Regions from separate parts of the Mus musculus genome. Here region 2 is linked to region 1. A link is a contact called in ENCODE POLR2A ChIA-PET data. All regions are on one chromosome and are shown on one strand. The core of a region is the stretch at or near the end of the contact, and the rest is flanking DNA. Distances in the headings are between cores, read along the strand shown. Region 1 overlaps Gigyf1 (GRB10 interacting GYF protein 1). Region 2 holds the start of Agfg2 (ArfGAP with FG repeats 2).

What was found. ChIA-PET counts read pairs that join two places held with the same protein, here RNA polymerase II (POLR2A).
Region 2: POLR2A ChIA-PET joins it to region 1 with 11 read pairs in embryonic stem cell. The contact joins the promoter of Agfg2 here to the enhancer-like site in region 1. POLR2A ChIA-PET finds 5 or more read pairs at or near these places in 2 of 5 experiments (Patski and embryonic stem cell).

Annotation. Positions count from the first base shown.
Region 1 is chr5:137,523,206-137,527,965 of GRCm38, forward strand. Gigyf1 (GRB10 interacting GYF protein 1) reads left to right here. Exons shown (of 24, transcript NM_031408.2): 15 at 1-51; 16 at 197-297; 17 at 594-676; 18 at 757-903; 19 at 984-1,208; 20 at 1,446-1,636; 21 at 1,726-1,886; 22 at 1,967-2,154; 23 at 2,225-2,354; 24 at 2,447-4,730. The coding sequence ends at 2,499. Among named protein-coding and RNA genes, the nearest start is that of Mir6418, 4.0 kb to the right of the region's middle. Within about 2 kb of position 2,371, at least 1 of the 3 ENCODE cell types and tissues checked has a DNase peak (open chromatin) inside an H3K27ac peak, as active enhancers do.
Region 2 is chr5:137,682,677-137,687,436 of GRCm38, forward strand. It overlaps Agfg2 (ArfGAP with FG repeats 2), which reads right to left and starts at 2,077. Exons shown (of 12, transcript NM_178162.3): 1 at 1,683-2,077. The coding sequence starts at 1,903. It overlaps Gm15498 (a long non-coding RNA gene), which reads right to left. Exons shown (of 2, transcript XR_003956003.1): 2 at 2,709-2,965.

The sequences.
Region 1 (4,760 bases), core at 1,121-3,620:
GCAGCAGCTCACTACGTTCCTGCAGCAGCTCCAGGCTCTCAAAACCCCCAGGTCAGTCTGTTTGCACACAGCCCCAGGTTGTGTGTGAACTGGTGTTTGTAAGAAAGTGTAAATATGTGTCCTGTTGTGAGGCAGAGGAGGAGTAGGGCGGGCTACAAGAGAGCAGTACCCTGAGGGCCATTGGTTTGTTTCTCAGAGGTGGAGACCAGAACCTGCTCCCGACGATGAGCCGGTCCTTGTCGGTGCCAGATTCAGGCCCCCTCTGGGACTTACATACCTCAGCTTCATCACAGTCAGGTGAGTGGCCACCCTGCCTGCCCCATGCCACCTCCTGGTCCGTTGTACTCCTGAGTCTCCTTCTGCCCCTACTCTTGTCTGGCCTGCCCCACAGTGGCCCAGCCTTACACCCACTGGTTCAGAGGGGCAGAGCCCAAGCGCCCAAGCTGCTGCAAATGGCAGAAGTCAGAGGGGCTCTAAAATGGGACCCTGGACAGCTAGGCAGGGAGGCTCATTTGGGGACAAATGTTTCTACTTCCTATCTAAGGCAGGCTCTGCTGGGCCTGGGCCTCTGCAGCTGCCTGTTCCTCCTGCAGGTGGTGAGGCCAGTCTTTGGGACATACCAATTAACTCTTCGACTCAGGGTCCAATTCTAGAACAGCTCCAACTGCAGCATAAAGTAAGTAGAGCAGGCTGACATGGCAAAGGCCGGCTGAGGCAGCTCAGCCTCCCTGCTGCCTAAAGTCCCTGTCGCCTCAGTTTCAAGAGCGCAGAGAAGTGGAGCTCAGGGCGAAGCGGGAGGAGGAGGAGCGCAAACGACGGGAGGAGAAGCGGCGCCAACAGCAGCAGCAGCAGGAGGAGCAGAAGCGACGGCAGGAAGAGGAGGAGCTCTTTCGGCGCAAGCAGGTTCAAGTCCCTCCTGTCTCCTGACCCTAGCCTGGGCCTGGGGCCTGCGGGCCACCCTCACCCACTGTGTCCCTACCCAGGTACGGCAGCAGGAATTGTTGCTGAAGCTGCTACAGCAGCAGCAAGCGACGAATGTCCCTGTGCCCCCTGCACCCAGCTCCCCACCCCCGCTCTGGGCTGGCCTAGCCAAGCAGGGCCTGTCCATGAAGACTCTGCTGGAGCTGCAGATGGAAAGTGAGCGCCAACTGCACAAGCAGGCGGCACCGCGGGAGCCTCTGCGGGCCCAGGCCCCCAACCACCGAGTGGTGAGCACCTGCCCCAGGGAGCCCCTCTGCCGCAGTTTCCAGGAGTGCTTGGGCTGGGGGGAGGTGTCCCTGAGCTCATGTTCCTAGAGCTGAAGACCTATGTCCTTTCATTATTAGAAGGATGGCCCCTCTCCCTAGTCTTCACCTCCTGCCCTCCAATTTGCCCCCAAATGAGCCTCCCTGCCTAGATGTCCAGGGTCCCATTTTAGAGCCCCTCTGACTTCCTGCCGTTTGCAGCAGCTTGGGGGCTTGGGCTCTGCCCCTCTGAACCAGTGGGTGTCTGAGGCTGGGCCACTATGGGGCGGGCCAGACAAGAGTGGGGGCAGCAGCGGTGGCAACCTGGGACTCTGGGAAGATACTCTCAAGAGTGGCGGGAGCCTGGCCCGAAGCCTGGGCCTGAAGAGCAGTCGGAGCAGCCCGTCTCTCAGGTGAGGCGCCTGCCTAGTGGGGCTTGTCAGGAAGAAGGGATGCTAAGGTCTGGGCTTATCTGTGGCCTCCAATTCCCCTCCTACCTCAGTGACTCGTACAGCCACCTGTCAGGCCGACCTGTTCGCAAAAAGACAGAAGAGGAAGAGAAGTTGCTGAAGCTGCTGCAGGGCATCCCTCGGCCCCAGGACGGCTTCACGCAGTGGTGTGAGCAAATGCTGCACACCCTGAGCACTGCGGGCAGCCTAGACGGTACGGAGGCGCCTGAGAGGCTCTACTGGCTCTAGGGACTCCAGACCTGTCCAGCATGCTTGACTATCCCCTCTCTGTAGTTCCCATGGCTGTCGCCATCCTCAAGGAGGTGGAGTCCCCTTACGATGTCCATGATTATATTCGTTCCTGCCTGGGGGACACGCTGGAAGCCAAAGAATTTGCCAAACAATTCCTGGAGCGGAGGGCCAAGCAGAAAGCCAGCCAACAGCGGCAGCAGCAGCAGCAGCAGCAGCAGCAGCAGCAGCAGGTGGAGTCTTGTGGGACCTGGGGAGGCAGGATGTCCAGGGCTCTCCTGACTCTGTCCTCTTTTGCCTTAGGAGGCCTGGCTGAGCAGCACCTCCCTACAGACAGCCTTTCAGGCCAACCACAGCACCAAACTGGGCCCTGGGGAGGGCAGCAAGGCCAAAAGGCGGGCACTGATGCTTCACTCCGACCCTAGCATCTTGGGTAAGTGTCGGGTGGGACTGGAAAGCTCTGCTTTCCCTGCACAGGTCTCAGCGGACCTGGGGAAGCTTACTCTTGCTTCTCCCTGGCTTCAGGGTACTCCCTGCACGGCCCTTCCGGTGAGATCGAGAGCGTGGATGACTACTGACCAGCCTGTCCCACCTGCCCCCTGGGCCTTAGACTCGGGTGGTGGCAGCAGCATGGACCCTTGGGTCTCCAGCCTGCAGGCTCCCACAGGGAGCAGAGGAGGAAGCGAGCGAGCGAGCGAGTGGGGCAGGGTCCCCAGCACTTGTTACAAACCACACGATGCACCTTAACTCACCCGCCACGAGGCACTTTACAGATGGGGGAGGGGCCTTTCTTTTCCTCTTTAATTTTAAACATTAGGAGAGACAGAAATATCATCCAAAAGCTAGACGGTAGACCCCTACACCCCTTTGGGAATAATGGGTGTGACATTGGAAGGTCCACAGAGGTTTGTTTTTGGTTTTTTGTTTTGTTTTGTTTTTATTTTTTAGAAAAAAAAAAAAAGATAAAAAAAATAATGAAAAAAAAAGTTAGGCTGAAAGGAAAAAAAAAATCACACTGTTATTTTTGGCCAGTGGGTACCAGGCCCCATGGACCTGTCCTGCCTGGCTTCCCTGAGGCTGCACTTACCCTGCTGCCCCAGAAGGTGGGTCATTGGGGTGACTTGTCAGCTGGGTGCTGGCAGTTTGCACAGCGAGCGAGCGGAGGCCCTCTCCAGAAGCCCCGCCCACTGGACCTGCTGTGATCAGCTCCTGTGGCCGTTACTGTGGCAGGTGTCCTGGTAAGGGGCCAGAGTCGCCCCTTACCTCAGCTGCTTTGGGAGGAACGTTGCACAAATTGGATGAGCTGCCTCAGCTCCCTCTCCCCACACCCCCGAAACAGCCCTCCCACACTGGCTGAGGGAGCTGGGGAAAGCCCTGTCAGTGCCAGCCTGTCAGCTGGGCTCTGAACTCAGGCCTGCTGAGGGGCTGACCCCCACTGCTGCCATTTCGGGGGACAGCCTGGGTGTGACACTGAAAGCCCCAGCTCCCTGCCTTTGCCACATGAATGTATTTTCTGGCCCCCAAGCCCGTCTCACCCCCTCTGAGAAGGGACTCAGCCCTTCCTCCAGGAGCTGGAGAACACCCCTCCTTTTATCATGGCCGAGGCCTTGCTTGTGAGGGAAGGACACCGAAGGAGTGGCTTGGGGCGGAACCTAGGGGGGCCCCGTGGTGAGAACCCCCTGATCAGCAGCCAGCTGTGTGGGAAGCAGACCACAGCTCCGTACCTGACCCCTCCATTGACCAAATGGGAGAGGAGTGAGCAGCCCCTCTCCTTGATGTTTTTTGTGTTGGGTGTAAGGCTGGAGGTCGAGAGCGCCTGTGTCCTGGCTGGGGGCTGCCTTGCCTGTTGCTCGCCGACCTCACTCCTAGCCCTCCCGCCCTGCCCATGCTTGTCTTCATTGTTGTTTGCCCCCCCCCCCCCCTTTCTTTTTAATATACTGTGTTAGTGACTCTCCCATCGACCTCATTGCTCAGAATGCAGTATTAGGGCTAGCGAGCGAGCCTGCCACTGCCTCCTCCATGAATGTATTTCTAGTTTCTGTCCTGGGGAAGTAGGGAGTGGCCCCAGGTTCTTCTTTCCCATCCATCCCCACAGAGGTGACCTTTTGTTTTCCTTTCCACTTTTTTTTTTTCTTTTTTTTCTTTTTTTTTTTTTTTGCACCAAAGTGGCAACTGGGTCAGTGTTGGGGATCAGGCTGGCTTTGGGTGGAAGGGCCCCTCCACCTGCTTCTCCCTGGTTTTGACAGTGTTAGCGTCTGTGAAAAGACAATATTCTCTCTAAAGCAATAAGGGGGTGATGGGCCAGGGGGAAACGTCTTGCTGCTGCTGGCCCCCCAGCTCCCTTTCCCTCTTGCCATTGTGGTGGCATTGGAGGGATGGGAGAGACTCCTGTTGTGACTGAATGTAACCTACCCTGCCCCTGCCACAGCCAATGCAGGGGGAGGGAGGGCACTTGTCTCTTCCTACCCCTCCCCCCAGCTAAAGAGACTGAACTTGGGGGCCCATGAGCCTGGAGAGGCCTTAACCCTGTGAGGAAGTGTGGGGCCTCTCCCACCCCATCCCCTCTGAGAGTGGCCAATGTTTACAAGCCCTGAGCCCCAGCCCAGGGACTCAGACCCCCCCCCCCCATCTTAATCCTTTCCCCATCCCAGTCTTACAGGGCCCCACTGCCCCACCCTACCCCCTTGGGGTTCAGGGTAGTGTGGGTGTCCTGTGTATCCCAGTTTACCCTACCTCTACCCTGTGTGACTTCCCTAATACCCACTCTTGTAAATACTCCCAATAAAACTTGGTGTGTTCTCCCAGTCTACCTTGTCTGCCAGCTTTTCCATGACTGAGC
Region 2 (4,760 bases), core at 827-3,326, 160 kb after region 1:
GACACCGGGATCTTCATTTCTGGTCTCCCCACAATCCTAGCTCGTACTAAATGACAAACGCTGGGAACAGAATCCTCCATATGGCACTGGGTAAATTACTAAACCTCTTTCTACTTTTGATCTCCCATCTGTCGCAAAAGAACAATACTCCTTGGTTTTTTTTTTTTTTTTCAGGCTGGTATGCATATAAGAACAGGAGAGCTTTCCTTATTAAATAAATAAATAAATAAAATAGCAGTGTACTAAAATACTAGAAAACCAGACAAAAACGAGTCCCTAAGAAAACCAAAGATCTCGAACCCAATGTTAGTCAAATAATTCCTAAGGAGAAGGAGCTTACTAAATAACTAGAAATCTGGGGTGGTCTGGGCTGAGGGTAGCATTGTGGATTTTACAACCAAGCCTCTGCTCCCCAAATTTACAGTTTACCAGATGAGACTCGGCAGTACACTTAGGAAAGACCCCAAAGCATGCCTGTAACCCCAGCCATTACAGAGGTAGAGGCAGGAGGACTCTGAGTTCCAAAGCCACCCCTAGCTACATCATGAATTAAAAGTCACCGTGGACTGTATGAGACCCCGTCTCAAGACAAATTAAAAAAAAAAAAAATGGACTGGTGAGCTAGCTAGCTCAGCAAGTATGGGAGCTTACAGCCATGCCTGTTGACCTGAGTTTGATCCCCAGGCCCCACACGTAGTGGAAGGAAATTGCTGATTCCTACAAGTTATTCTCTGATAACCACACAAGCCATGGAACCTACATGTCCCTACAGTGCAAAGTAAAGAAATCAAATGCAACTTTAACGGGGGCAGAGGACGAAATGGGGAAAAGAAAAGAATATGCCATTCTGATCCTCATCTCTTCGGGAAAGCTAAGCTGTCCGCCAGGATAACCCTTTGGCTCTCTGCCCTTAGTATATTTCGTAAGTCATCTACCCTCTAGCTAGCATTCCAGAGCCTGAAAGATTAGGATCTGCACCTGATCCCTGGCTTCATACCTGCCACTCTAGGCTGTCAGCCTGGGCTAATGCGTGGAGCATTTTCCATTCCCTTCTAGGGTACTTTTGTCTTAGGCTCGACTTCCCTATTTCTTTCCCTTCTCCTTCCACCCCGTTCCCCTCCGCTCCCCTCCTGGTGGAGCGGCAAGGGTCTCATGGTTGGCCTTGAACTCCTGATCACCTCCCCCTCAGTGTTGGGATTACAGGCGTGTACCACACTACTCGGGTTTTATGCAGTGCTGTGGATGGAAACTCAGGGCGCCGAGCGTGCTAGGCAAGCACTCTACCAACTGAGATACAATGCAACCCCAGCTAAAGTTCCCTTTAAAGGTCTATGTCAATTTCTGGCCCTTTAAGTCCCTCCCCCACCCCACCCCAGTCCCTCCACACTTTCTCTCTCCCCACCTGCAATTCGCCTTCGCCTCCCCCAGGGAGTTTCTCCAATCCTCTCCTCGTGTCCTTCTACAGCCCCCACCCTCCCTCTGCAGCGCGACTCCACTCCCGTCTTCTGTCCCCCTGCGCTTTTTCCCTTTCCCCCACGACACACCTCTGCAGCAGGCGACCTTCCACCGCCACATCCAATGCCGGGGCTACCCCTCTGACCTCCTGGATCGCCCCGAGCTCCTGCAGACTCACTTCACCCGAACCAAACCCAGTTCCCCCCCCCCCCCCCGGATCCACTCACAGGAGGCCGGAGCAGGTGGTGCAGACGAAGCTGCCCACGGTGATGTCCACATACGTGACCCCGCGCTGGGCGCACTCGAAACAGTGGCGGTTCCCGGCCTGGCTGCAGCCGCCCAGCTCCCGCACTCGGCGGCACCACACCTCCGAAGCGGCTTCAGCCTCCGCTTTGCTCCCTCCGACCCCGCCACCCGGGCCCGGGCCCTTCTTAGCCGCCATCACCATCTCTCCTCCAGGTTCCTCTGCAAGTCAGCGGTCGCTCCCCTTTAACCGCTCGCTGCCTTTCCCGCCTCCGCCGCCTTCGCACGCCCGGCAACCCTGACACCAGCTCCTGCAGCCCCGACCACGACCGCGAGAGACTCTGCCGCCCCCTTCCTCGTCCTGTTCGGCACGCTGATTGGCTAGTCTCCCCCCACCTCCTTGCTTTAATTGGTTCGATTCGAGACGGCCTCCGGTTGCTGGAGCCTTCAGAACCACGCCCCACTGCCACCCGGCCTTCTGTCTTTTCCATTGGTTCACAAAGACCCCCACCTTGCAAGTACAATGCGTGCCCTCCTCCTTGTCCCCGCCCCCTCTCGCCACGGACTCCTATGCTGACTCTGATTGGTTGTTAAGGTTGCAAAATTAGCGTGCGAGAGAAAGGAGGTGTTCGGCGCGTGCGTAGTGCTCATCCTCCGGATTGATACTAATTCCCGCCAAATTTCAAAGGCTCGTTCCAGGCTGAGCCAGGAGACAAGAAAATCGGAAAGAAATTGCCCTAGGATGAGCTGGAGGAGAAAGGGAAAGACAGAGAAGGGGAGTGCTTTGTAAAAGATACTTTATTTATCCAAGTCATAGAAAGAGCCCCCACTTTAGAGTCAAGTTAAAAACCTGAGGTAGGATGCAGAAGGGATGAACGGCGTTTGCCACTAACCTTCATTCCCACTCCTGTAAGAAAACCGACTCCTATAAGCTAGCTGCCTTCTGATTTCCATGAGTACACACACACACACACACACACACACACACACAAATAAATAAATGCATGTAAAAAATATTCAAGAAAACATGTTGAAGTGGATCACAGAACTGGTTTGTGGCTCAGTCAGAATTTGAATCTGAGTCTTTTGATTTTAAAAGCTCTGCTCCGTGGCCAGGGATGTATCTCAGCTGGTAGAGTGCACTAAGCGCGAGGTTCAAGCCCCCAGCACTGCATACAACTCAGCGCGGTGGCACAGGCCAGTAATTCCAGCATTTGGGAAGTGGGGGTAGCAGTAGCGGTACTTCAGAGTCATCCTCGGTCACTGCCTGGAAAAGGAAAGGCTGAGAATAAGCAGGTTTAGGGATGCTGGCAACCATAAGTCAGGACTTTGGTTTCAGACATGCCAATGGGATGCGGGCAGATGAGAGATAGGTTTCTGAGTTATTGGTACCCAGGAGCCCATGGGCTAGATGAGGTTGCTTAATTGTTGTCATAGCTGCAAGTGTACTTCCCCCTGAGCTGTGGTGATGCCAAGTCCCCATGTACACATGCAAAGGAACCATTTTGCTTCATGTAAACCATGGCTGCATGCCTTGGATTCCAAGCAGGTGGATCGCTGTGAGTTTTAGGCCAGCCTGGTCTATGTAGTGAGTTCCAGGGGATTACACAGTGAAATCCTGTCCCCCACCCCACCCCCACCAAAAAAAAAGCCTCTTGTACATTTTCAGAGTTCAGCGTTCAGCATTTCCCTGTGCTGGCCATTTCTTGCACAGCTTCTCTTTAGCCAGTGGTTATTTCTTCACCCCTTAAAATGTTACCCACCACAAGTGAATAAATGGGCAGGAATTGGGGTGACCACTAGACTCTGATAGCTTCCAGTCTGTCTTTTGCTACAGGGTGTGGTCTGCAAGAGCAACCAGAGGGTGCGCTTCCTCCTCCTGTCTCTACTCCACCCAGGCCATATCAGAGAGTGACAACCCTATTTCCCCTCATAATCAGCAAGAGCACAGGCAGCCCGGGGACTCCCTCTTCTGCTATTGCTCCTGTGGCCTGGTGGGGAGGGCTTGGTGGCTTTCCTGGTAAGAAAAAGGCCCTTCGCCCTTGGGGAGTTAAGTCTACAGAACCCAAGCAATAGGGGGTGGGAGGTAGAAAGCAAACTTTTTTTTTTTTCAGCATGTTGCAGTGGGAGCTGAAGAGATGTCTCAGCAATTAGGAGCATTTGCTGCTCTTCCAAAGGATCCAAGCTTAGTTCCCAGTTCCCACGCTGGATGACTCACAATCATTATTACTCCAGCTCTAAGGGATCAATGACTTCTGTCTTCAGGACACTGGCATGCATGTGGCAACCGCCTCCCCCCATCAGAGCAACACACACACACACACACACACACACACCAATAATTGGGGGTGGAGGAAACGGTAGTCATAGCCTAAGTTGGTACTTTAGTCAGTTAAGTGCTCACTGTGCAAGCATGAAGACCTGAACTTTATGTGAAGAGACCCATGTGAAAGGCTACATGATACATGCTGGTAATCCCATTTCTGGGAAGGAGACAGGCGCATCCAGTCAGCCTAGCCTAGCTTAATCAGGGAACCCCAGATTCAAATGAGGGACCTTGTCCCAGAAAACAAGGCAGTGAAGAGTTTCTTATGGTGGCAAACACATTTAATCCCAGTACATGGGAGGCAGAGGCAGGTAGATCCCTGTGAATTTCAGGGCAGCCTGGTCTACATAGCAAGACAGGACTACGTAAAGATACTCTGTCTCCTCCAGCCCCCACCACCAAAAGCAAACAAACAGAAAACCAAGGTGCTTAATAATAAGAAAACAAGGGGCCGAAGAGATGGCTCAATGGTTAGGCGTATTAGCTGCTCTTGCAGCAGACCTGAGTTTGATCCCCAGTACCCACATGGTGGTTTACAAACATCTGTCCCAGGGGATCTAAAGCCTTCCTCTGACTTCTAAGACCCCAGGCATGCATGTGGTATACACAGACATATGTACAATCAAAACACCCATACACATAGAATAAGATAAATACATCTTTAAAAAAAAAACTTTTAAAAAACCAGTGAGCCGGGCGTGGTGGCGCATGCCTTTAATCCCAGCACTTGGGAGGC